Linked DNA regions of Mus musculus: region 1 is linked to region 2. The links are chromatin loops, found by intact Hi-C in ENCODE. Cell type or tissue: left cerebral cortex. All regions are shown on one strand. Each heading gives the region's core, and the rest is flanking DNA. Links, peaks and the distances in the headings are about the cores only. Region 1 has its middle 6.7 kb from the start of Ptpn1. Region 2 holds the start of Pard6b (par-6 family cell polarity regulator beta).

Region 1 (5,371 bases), core at 158-5,157, 160 kb before region 2:
ATTCTACTCGATGGGGATCTCGGACAGGGGCCATTTCCATCTCCCAATGCACAGAGTGAAGCTGGGCTTGGTGACACCCACCTGTGTTCCCAGCACCAAAGAGGCCAAAGCAGGAAGGATCATCAAGAGCTTGAAGTCTGCCAGGCAGTGGTGATACACCCCCTTTAATCCCAGCACTCTGGAGGCAGAGGCAGGCAGATCTCTGAGTTTGGGGCCAGCCTAGACTACAGAGTGAGTTCCGGGTCAGCCTGGAAAACCCTGTCTCAAAAAACCAAACCAAAACCAACCAACCAACCAACCAACCAACCAACCAACCAATCAACCAACCAAACAAACAAACAAACAAACAATCAATAACAAAATAAAGAGTTCAAGATCAGCCTGAGCTCAGGGGAAGACGCCGTCTCAGAATGAAAGGCTGAGAGGATGACTCTGAAGTGCTGGCCATGCAAGCATGAAGACCTGAACTCAGGCAGTTGGGGTGGGGTGGCAGGGAGAGAAGTCCAGGCTGGGTGGCATGCTTTTGTAATCCCAAAGCAGGGGGGACAGAGTCAGGCCAATCCCTGGGGCTTGCTGACCTGCCAACCCTGACACCTTGGTGCGTTCCAGACCACTGAGACGCCCCCCCCCCCAAACCAGGTAGTCAGCATCTAAGGAATGACACCCAAAGTTTCCTCCAGCCTCCACACGCATATGCACACACCTGGACATGCACACAAACAGGAGAACCAGGGCCCAGCCAGACCACAGATCTGTCCAGTTTATGTACAGCACCCCATGGCTGCTATACAACAGAAGTAAACAAGCCAGTAAGTAGCATCCCTCCACGGCCTCTGTATCAGTTCCTGCTTCCTGTCCTGCTTGAGTTCCAGTCCTGACTTCCTCTGGTGATGAACAGCAGTGTGGAAATGTAAGCTGAATAAACCCTTTCCTCCCCAACTTGCTTCTTGGTTATGATGTTTGTGCAGGAATAGAAACCCTGACTAAGACAGTGGGTAAAGGCACTTGCTGCCAAGCTTGATGACCTGAGTTCAATCCCCAGGACCCACGTGGCAGGAGGAGAGCGCTGATTCCTGCAAGCTGCCCTGATCTCTCCTGGAATGGCAGGACAAGACTACTCCATTTTCAAAGACAGAAACTGCTCAGACAGTGTTCCCGTTTGGGGTTTTAATAAAATGATCCCAGAGCCTCATGTGTCTGGACACTTGGCTCCCAGCTGGTGGTGTTATTTGGGTGTTGTGGAATGGGGTGATACGGTCAGACTGGTGAATATCAGGTGTGTGGTGGGCATTATGGGATATATATATCCCGGCCTTGTTTCAGGTCCTGTCTCTGTTTCCTGATTGGCTGAGAAGTGAGAAGCTGTACTCCCTCTGCCCAGAACAAAGCCATGCCAGGCAGGATGCCTCTCCCACTGTGGTGGACTGTACTGTCTTCTTTCTTGGAACCATGTGCCGCAAAAAATAAAATAAAATAAAATAACCACTACCACCAACAAAACCTCTCTTGCAAGCCGGGCATGGTGGCACACACCTTTAATCGCAGCACTTGGGAGGCAGAGGCAGGTGGATTTCTTGAGTTCAAGGCCAGCCTGGTCTACAAAGTGAGTTCCAGGACAGCCAGAGCTATACAGAGAAACCCTGTCTCGAAAAACAAAACAAACAAACAAAACCCTCTTGCCCCTTAAATTGCTTCTGCCAGGTGTTTTGTCTCCGAAACAAAAGAAAAGTCGCTAAGCCAATACCTTTCAAAACCGTGACCATTAGACTACTCCTCTGAGACCAGCTATTTGAAGAGGGCTGGTGACCTAGCTCAGTGGTATAGCACTTGTCTAAGGTGCACAAGACCCTGGATTCAATTACCCAAAACTGAAAAAAAAAAAAAAAACTAGAAATAAAAAATGATTTACAATTTCAAGACAACGAAAGTACAGCCCATCAAGGCTACGGGCAGAGCTGCGCAGTTGCACAGGTTGTGTGTACACCCACAGAGCCGGCAGCGGCAGGATGTAAGGTACAGTATACATTAGGACGTTTGAGAGCTAGCCAACAACCTGCACACTTGATAGGCTAAGAACCCAATTAACGCAGCCCTTGCTGCTAACTCGAGAGAGCAGAGCACTGGACACGCCTGTTCATTTAACTAAATCCTCATCGCTTACGTAAGACAGAAAAGGGTGAGAAACCCGCTTGCCCAAGAGCGCGCTTGCCCAAGGCAGCAAGGTTCCAGGATCCGGACCCAGAACCACTGTCTCTGGGTGGGGAAGTGCCCTGACCCTAGCGGGGAGGGTGAGGAAGTGCCCTGGCCTCTAGCAACCCTCCCAGACTCCACTTTTGCTGAAAGCGTGAGGCCAAAACTCATTTCCATCTCTGAGTTCCACTTCCCTCCTCGAACCGCTCCACCCCCCCATGCTTCTCTGCAGCCTTTCTCAGCACACACGTGACTCCCCCAGTTCCCCTAAATGCCGCCTCCTCTCGTCTCTTCTTACGAGACGGCCAGCTTGGGATTATATTTGTGTTTATTTATAATGGCCTGGAATCAAGTCTGAAATGTTTTCCGGCAGCAGAGAGATGGGAGAGTCTCTTTAAGGGTTTCAAGAGCCCAGTGAGGATGTGAGTGGGGCGGAGCTTCGGGTAGCCCCGCCTCCCTTCCTTCCGGAAAGGGTGCAGAGCTCATATTCACAGAACTTCAGAACCAGAAGTTCAAGTCCTGTGCAATTGTGGGCAAATTGCTTAACTTCCCTGTGCTGCAGTTCAAATGGGATTCCTAACAGAATAGATTTTAACACTGTTAAGTTAAAAAAATAAAATAAAATTTTGAGGCAGGGTCTCATGTAGCTCAGATTGAATTTGATCCCTCTATATAGCCAAGGATGACGCTGAATCTCTGGGCTGGCTATTACAGACGTGTGCCACCACACCTAGTTTTTAAAGTAATAGATGTCACCATGATTGGCATTTTCAGGGCCACTTGTGCTATTTTTAGAGCTCATGGGAAATCCTGGAGAGACTGTACAATGTCCTGCTTGGAGGAGGGCACAGGTACTTAGGTCAGACATCCGTCCACAATCAAACCCTGTTTTACTCTTCCAGAGATCGGCTTAGAGATGTCACTTGTCCTTCCTCCCTCCATGGGACTTAGGAGACTACACATCAGGATATATGCTGGAAGGGAGGACTGCTGGGCCATCCCTTTTATCTGCAGGAGAGAGCCCACCCAGGACCAAAGCCAGCACAGGGCCAGAGAGAAGGGGCTGAGGAGACACAGAGTCACGGTGACATTGCTCAAGCCCCTAGATCACGCTGTGCCTGAAGCAGGCAGCTTTTAGACTTCCTATTCTCAAGAGCCAATTCACTTCCCATTTTGCAAAAGCCACTTTCAGTTGGGTTTTCTCGAAGGAAATTATCTAGGCCAACGCTGAGAGGTTAAGCAGCTTGGTCCAGGCACATGGGCTGTTAGAAATAGACTCTGGGCTTGAGATTCTGAAGTGACAGCCATGTGCTCTCTGACCCAACCCGGGCTCCATGGTGCCCTGGGATATACAGATTGTACCTCTTCACTCTCTCTGAAAAAGCAAAACCGCTGGGAAAACTTAAAAGGACTTTGGAGTTTAATTGAGGCCCAGGCAACTGTAGGCTGAAGCCCATGTCCCCTGCTGCCAGCACTGGCTTCCCCGCACAGGTAATGCCATGTCAGGGACTGGCCAACCAGGCAGTCCAGATGCCCAAATGTGCTAGGGAATCTTAAGGCTCAGGGAGGTGGGACCATGCTCTTCTCAACCTCTGGGCTCCCAGCACTGGGTGGTTGAGCTGCACATTCCGAGGGACTCAGTCTATGAGAGGCAAAGAAGCCCTTGTCATCCTGACTTCTAAAACCTTTCCAAGGACTGGTGGGGGCGTGGGGAAAATGACTTGCAGACTTCCAGCTCAAGGGAGATGGTGTTGGGCAACACAGCCCAGCCCCACTTATTCACAGCATTTACAGTTAGTGGCCAAGAGAGGCTAAACACATCAACCAGACATGTAGTGTCATGGCACGTAGGAAAGGGATGGGGTTAGGGGTGGGAGTTATCGGGGGAGGAACAGGTTTGTCCTAGATGAAGTGACATGAGAATCCTAGCTTGCCAGATACCTTGGATCCTAAGCTCTGAGCTGTGCTACCTGTAGGCTGATGTCCCTGTCTGGGCCACTTGCTGACCTCATTCAGTCAGGGGTCAGCAACAGTACCACGCTTTGAAAACAGCTGTCCTGGACCGGAGAGGTGGCTCAGCGGTTAAGAGCACTACTTCTCTTCTGAAGGTCCTGAGTTCAAATCCCAGCAACCACATGGTGGCTCACAACCATCCGTAATGACATCTGACAACCTCTTCTGGTGCGTCTGAAGACAGCTGCAGTGTACTTAAATATAATAATAAATAAATCTTTGGGCCCGAGTGAGCAGAGCCAGAGCAAGAAGAGGTCCTGAGTTCAATTCTCAGCAACCACATGATGGCTTACAACCATCTGTACAGCTGCAGTGTACTCATATACATAAAATAATAAATAAATCTTAAAAAAAAAAAGAAGAGAAAGGAAGCCAGCTGTCCTGCTCTACCTGCGAGTCCTGGGATGATCAATAAGTTGGCTGATCACTGACGTACAGTATTGATTTCTTCCCTTAGTGTCGTGGCTCTCAACCTTCCTAATGCTACAACTCTTTAATTTATTTCCTCATGCTGTGGTGACCCCACCCCCAACCATAAAATTATTTTCATTGTTACTTTTTTAAAAGAATGTATTATATATATATATATATACTGTTGCTGTCTAAAGACACACCAGAAGAGGACATTGGATCCCATTACAGATGTTTGTGAGCCATCATGTGGACCTCTGGAAGAGCACTCCTTGCTCTTAACCACTGAGCCATCTCTCCAGCCCTTGTTGCTACTTTTTAACTCTAAGTTTGCTACTGTCGTGAATCGTAATGTAAATATCTGTGTTTTCCTGTGGTTGATCTTAGGTGGCCCCTGCAAAGGGGTTTGGACCCACAGGTTGAGAACTGCTGCCTGAGTAGAATCTATAAGGAGAAAATCCAGAACCTGAGAGTGAGGACATTGGAGCATTCGTCAGTCTTGCCTGGCCACACATGGCTGCCTTGTTTACTTTTAAATCAGCTATGGCCATAGACAGGTTTGGGGGTGGGGGTGCTTCCGGGCAGGGCTGGCTTTGTCCATAGGGCTTGGGGGTGGGGTGGGGACTGACACTTAGGTCATAGAAGTCCCTGTTCTCAGCAAATGTCAGGTGCTTGGAACATGGGGATGGTGAGGTTGTATCCTAGTAGAACAGGACTGCCAGGAGACAAGGCAGCAAGCGGGCACAGCAGAGGACAG
Region 2 (5,371 bases), core at 238-5,237:
GAGGGACAGTCTCTCTCTCTCTCTCCAGGACTTCCACCCCAGAATGGCCAGGGAAACCTTAAAATCGCCTACCAACAGCTGGTGAAGAGATTCGTTCAAGGGGAAAGGGGCTTCTTATCTTTGAAGCTACAGGGTGTAGCCTGGAGAAGCCACAGATTCGGCTCCTCTTGTCCCCAAATACATACATGAGCGCATGACAAGAGCCTGGCTCTCCCAGGGTGAACAAACAACTGAGCAAAGCCAGGGTATCCCCGCCACTGGGTAGCTTTCATTGTACATAGAGTAACGCTGTTTCAAGTGCACGTGCACGAAGGAAAATAGAAAAGCTGAACCCCATCACAGCGGAAAGATGTTAGATTCTGTGGTCCAAGGGGAGAGTGGGCAGGAGTGAAGGCCCCTGATCAGCTAGCTCTTCAGCCCTCTGTGGGGTAGGAGGGTCGTCGAGGGAGACTTTCACTTTTCTCCTAGCACCAGCAAGACCAATGGGTAAACAAAACAGAGAGAGAGGCAGCAGCCTCAGTGTGGGGCGCTCAGAGATTAGGAATTGGTGTTGTTACCCCAGGACACAGCTCGGTCACTGGGGGAACAGAACACAGCCCAGAGGCTGGCGTTGGTGCAAACAACAAACGGGCAAGAAATTGCTCCACAGAGAGACGACTTCAGCCTCAGAGGGCGGATGGTGAGGCCCGCAGGGAGCCAGGGCCTGTGGGGACCATCGCAGGCCTCAGCTCCCTGGTCCTCTCCTGATACCCAGGGCACCCTCGGGACAGGGAAGATCTAGAGCAGTGGTTCTCAACCTTCCTAATGCTGTGACCTCGCATTCTGATGACCTCCAGCCATAAAATGATTTTCCTAGCTACTTAACTGTAATTTTGCTACTGTTATGAATCGCAATGTAAATATCTGTGTTTTAGGTCTCAGGTGACCCCGGAGGAAGAGTCGTCCTGGGGTCAAGAGCCCACAGGTTGAGAAGCGCTGATTGAGACGAAAGTGCAGTTTCCAGGCCTAGACATCCCCCCACCCCCGACCCCCAAGCTTCTCCCTCTAATGACTGCTGCAGAGGCGGGAAAACTTGAAACTCTTTCCACAATAGTTTCAGGGGGCCGCCAAGAAGCCGCAGCATGGGGGGGGGCTCAGGCCGAAGAGGGGCCCCAGATGCCCAGTCACCCCACATCATCACGGCAAGGGAACGGCTGTACACACATTCCAAGCAGGTGACTAGGGCGCGTTAAAGATACGGGCGCTCCCGACCCGACCCAGCCGGCGAAAACGCTCGCGCGCATGCGCAAAATACACACCCTCCTGAACGGCAGTCCAGGTGCGCTCGCGCTTCCGGCCGGCCTTCCCCATCGCCTTCTCGGGGCGGAAACTCTACAGCCGGCGCATGCGTCCTACTGCTCCCCCGGCTCAATCCAGAGAGGCCCCAGAGCTTCAGGTGATCCCGCCCCTCCCTCGCAAGGCAGGACCAATCGCGAGGGCTGTGGGCGGGGCTTCCCAACCACGAGGCCCGCCCACGGGCCGCGCGAGCCCCGCAGGCTGCGTGCCGATTGGCTGACGCCGCGGGCGCAGGTGCGCGCTTCCCATTGGGTGTGGGCGGAGCGCAAGCCGCGCGCCGAAGCTGCAGGTGAGCGCGCGCACGTGCCGCGGCCGCGGCCCAGCTCGGTGCACGAGCGCGCGGGCGCGCGTCCGCGGGGGAGGCAGCGGATAAGGGAGGCTGCGGCGGCTGTAGGGCTGTGCTCCGCCCTCTCCTCACCGCCGCGGCCGCCGCCGCCCCCGAGCCTCGCTGGGAGGGACCGGTGTCCCCGCCTGCTGCACTGGCAGTCCGACCCTCAGGCCGCCGCGGAGCAGCCGGCACTGCGCTGCGGGGAGGACCTCAGCAGGTGCCGTGACGAGGCGCCGTGCGGCGCTTCGAGTCCCGAGCCCGCGCTCCGCGGCCCCGCCGCCCGCGCTCCCGAGGGCCGGCCCCCGACGAGGCCGCCGGCGGCCGGGCACTCAGCATGAACCGCGGCCACCGGCACGGGGCGAGCAGCGGCTGCCTGGGCACCATGGAGGTGAAGAGCAAGGTGCGCGGCCGGGCGGGGCAACGGGGGCGAGGGCCGGTGGGATGGTCGACGCGGGGCTGCCCCGTGAGGACGCAGAGTGGCGGGATGGTGGACCTCGGCTGCCCCTGTGGGAACGCGGGCGGAGGGCGAGCTGCTGGCCGAAGCACGTAGGAGAGAAACTTGGTGGAGCGCGGCGATGTGAGGCGTTTGCGTCTGCTCCGCAGCACAGCCCCTGTTTTCTATCCTTCATATTCCCGCCTTGCTTTTAGGGTGGGATGAGGATCGCTCCAGTGCAAGGTGATGGGATAACTTTGGGGGATCCCTTCACCCCGGGCACGAGCCAGAGGCTTTCGGAACACCTTGTTGTCTTCTCGTATAACCTTTTATTGGGGCTCGGGGGTACATCGAGTGGAGGAGAGCTCTTTTTCCAGCCCTAACTTTGGTATGCGTCTAATCTATGAAATTAGCGCTATCGCCTTACTCTGGTGCTGCGCTTGACAATTTGAGACGCTGCTGTTTTCATTCCGACTCTTCATTCGGAATGCTTTCCCCCTTGGCGGATCTGCCAGTCTTCTGTTAGTGACTTCAGTGTCGGTGGGATTCCTCAATCCCAAGGCCGGGTGAGCAGAGTAGCCCGTGGGGATTAGCTGGAGAATGCCGTCTTCCAAAAGGGGCTTTTCAGATGGAATCTGAAGGTGATCCGTAGCCACCGGAACATGTCGCCAAGCTTCTCCTGACTTTGAACGGCCAGGAGGGGCAGGATTATGTAGCCTGGTTCTCGGAGAGTTCTGAAATGATAAGAAACCCTGCTTTTAAAGGGTGTGACTTCCCCCAAACTCGGCTGTAGGACCAGGTCTTGCCGATGGCTTTTTACTGAGCAACTTGTAAAACGGTGGTAGAGGGCATTGCTGACCGTGAGAATTTAGAGCAAAATTGTGGCTAGACACACAGAAGGAGCGGTGTATCGAACACCCACTGCAAAAATAAGAAGCGTGGTGGTTAAGGGACCCCTGGGGGAATGTCGGTCCGGGAAGTGGGGTGAGTGAGGAAAGCTACCTGGAGCCTTTGTGGTTCCTGGGCTTGAGAGCAAAGTTCTGTAACTAAGAATCACAGATCTACATTTGCTTTTAATTTGGGGGGATTTTTGTTTGTTTGTTTTCTTTTTGTTTTTTTGCTTTGTTGTTTTGTTTGTAATCTCCTCTAACTATTGAGACTAGAACTAGAGAGTGCCAGACACAGTCTTAATGGAGGAGTGGGAGGAATTTATATATCAGATAGGAACTAGATTGAAACACAGGTCTGTGTAATAATAACAGGACTGTTGGTGTTAGAGAGATGGCACTGCATTTATGAATGTACGCTGCTCTTGCAGGACACCCAAGCTCAGTTCGCCGCACCCCTGCCGAGCAACACACACCTGTAACTTTCTTTAAATTTACTATTTTACATGTATAAATGCCTGCCTGTATGTCTGTGTACCACCTGAATGCCTGGTGCTCTAGGAAGCCAGAATCCCAGAGGGAGTCAAGTCGGATCCCCTGGACCTGAAGTTAAAATAGTGAGCTACCTTGTGGGCGCTGACCCAAACCCAGAGCCTCTGAGTGAGCTGTGTTGCATTTAACCACCGAGCCTTCTCTCCAGTTCCAGAACATCTGGTGCTCTGGCTTCCCATGGCACCGACACATGGCATACATAGACGGAGCTGCCGGCATACACATAATTGTTTTAGAGTAAAACTGTATGATAGTTTAAGGAACACACCCTTCCTGGCTGGGTTCTGCACAACAGCAAATAAAGTGACTTGTTAGTATAGGGAGATGACTGACTCCAGAAATGTCTGTCTTTTTCTCTAACCATTTGTAGCTGTCAACACACAAGCTTTCTCCTGGCATCTCTTTGTAGTTTGGCTTGTGGGACTTGAGGTGAGGAAAGAAAACCACTTGTGATGCTGCATAATACCAACACTCAGTTTTATGGTCCTGATCTCGGTAGTGAGCCTTTACATGTTTTTTTAATCATTAAAAAAATGAGTAGAGATTCTAGGTGTGCCAATAAGTTAGATAGGAGTGGGTCTCTGGTGGAAGGAAACCAAGCTCTTGTGGACTGGAATTTCAAGCTTTTTGTTTTCCTTTTTCATCTACTGATTTTTGAATATTTTACATAGTTCTGTCCAAGGTGTGTGGTTTCTATTTCAGCTGCCATACCATACTTCTAGTGTGAGCCCTCCTCTAAACAGAAGCAGGGCAGTCAGAAGATACACTCGGGAAATGCTGCCATGCTGTGTGTCTGTTAACAGACAGACAGACAGCATAGGCCAGAGTTTGTTCACCCTGCTTTGTGGGGTTTTGAGATGGCTCCCCACCCCCACCCTTTCCCCTCCTTCCATGTAGCCCTGACTGTCCTAGAGAACATTTATGTGTGTGCATGAATGCAGGTGCCAACAGAGTCCAGAAGAGGGCGTCAGCTCAATTGACTGAAATTACAGGTGCTTGTGAGCTACCAGACATGGGTGGAAACTGAACTTGGGTCCTCTGGAAGAGCACTGCATGTTCTTTTGTTGTAGTAGTTGTAGTTGTTGTTGTTTTAAAGTTTTATTTATTATTTATATGAGTACATTGTAGCTGTCTTCAGACACACCAGAAGAGGGCATCAGATTCCATTACAGATGGTTGTGAGCCACCATGTGGTTTCTGGGAATTGAACTCAGGACCTCTGGAAGAGCAGTCAGTACTCTTAACCACTGAGCCATCTCTCCAGCCCCCGTTGTTGTTGTTTTTTAAGACAGGGTCTCTACATAGCCCTGGCTGTTCTAAAACTCATTATGTAGACCAGGCTGGTCTTGAACTCAGAGATCCGGCTGCCTCTGTTGGGAGTAAAGTCATGTGTTGCTAGTCCTACCTTAGCTCAGGTTTGTAAAAAAAATAATTTCAGTTTATGCTATGTGAATAGTAAAAACTCCCTTAAATTTCCACTATGTTCTGATCATTTACTTGGCATGATGGGCGTGTGGGGATTCGCAGGTTCCGCAGTGGGAGTGGAGAGGTCAGAGGACAGCCCTAGGAAGTTGCTTCTCACCACCACGTGGGTCTTGGGGATTGGATTCAGGCTCTGAGGCTTGGCAGCAAGCACTTACCTACTGAACCATCTGCTGGTCCAGGGTTAGTTCTGTAATATCACAGTTAGGCGATCCTAACCAGAACTGGAGAGTGTGTAGGTCATAGGTAGGCTCTCCTTCATAGCAACAGTAGCGTCAGCCAGGGACGGCACACACCTTTAACCCCAGAATGTAGACGCAGAGGCAGGAGGATTTCTGAGTTCCAGGTCTGCCA

What was found. A loop is a pair of places that touch in the nucleus more often than their neighbours do. Peaks named below come from ENCODE experiments on the same cell type or tissue, not always from the same donor. Only the 100,000 strongest peaks of a DNase experiment are listed, where the experiment ranks them.
Region 1: it touches region 2 in a loop (2.4-fold over the local background); 1 of 42 quality-filtered maps calls a loop at or near these places.

The regions. Positions count from the first base shown.
Region 1 is chr2:167,922,895-167,928,265 of GRCm38, forward strand. No RefSeq gene overlaps it. Among named protein-coding and RNA genes, the nearest start is that of Ptpn1, 6.7 kb to the right of the region's middle. In left cerebral cortex, for the core only: a CTCF peak has its summit at 2,270; DNase peaks (open chromatin) are centred at 2,449 and 2,570; H3K4me3 peaks cover 958 bases; H3K27ac peaks cover 1,185 bases.
Region 2 is chr2:168,079,297-168,084,667 of GRCm38, forward strand. It overlaps Pard6b (par-6 family cell polarity regulator beta), which reads left to right and starts at 1,708. Exons shown (of 3, transcript NM_021409.2): 1 at 1,708-2,063. The coding sequence starts at 1,998. It overlaps Gm39990 (a long non-coding RNA gene), which reads right to left and starts at 1,430. Exons shown (of 2, transcript XR_867010.1): 1 at 1,204-1,430; 2 at 1-464. In left cerebral cortex, for the core only: a CTCF peak has its summit at 2,803; DNase peaks (open chromatin) are centred at 1,467, 2,460 and 2,795; H3K4me3 peaks cover 2,417 bases; H3K27ac peaks cover 584 bases.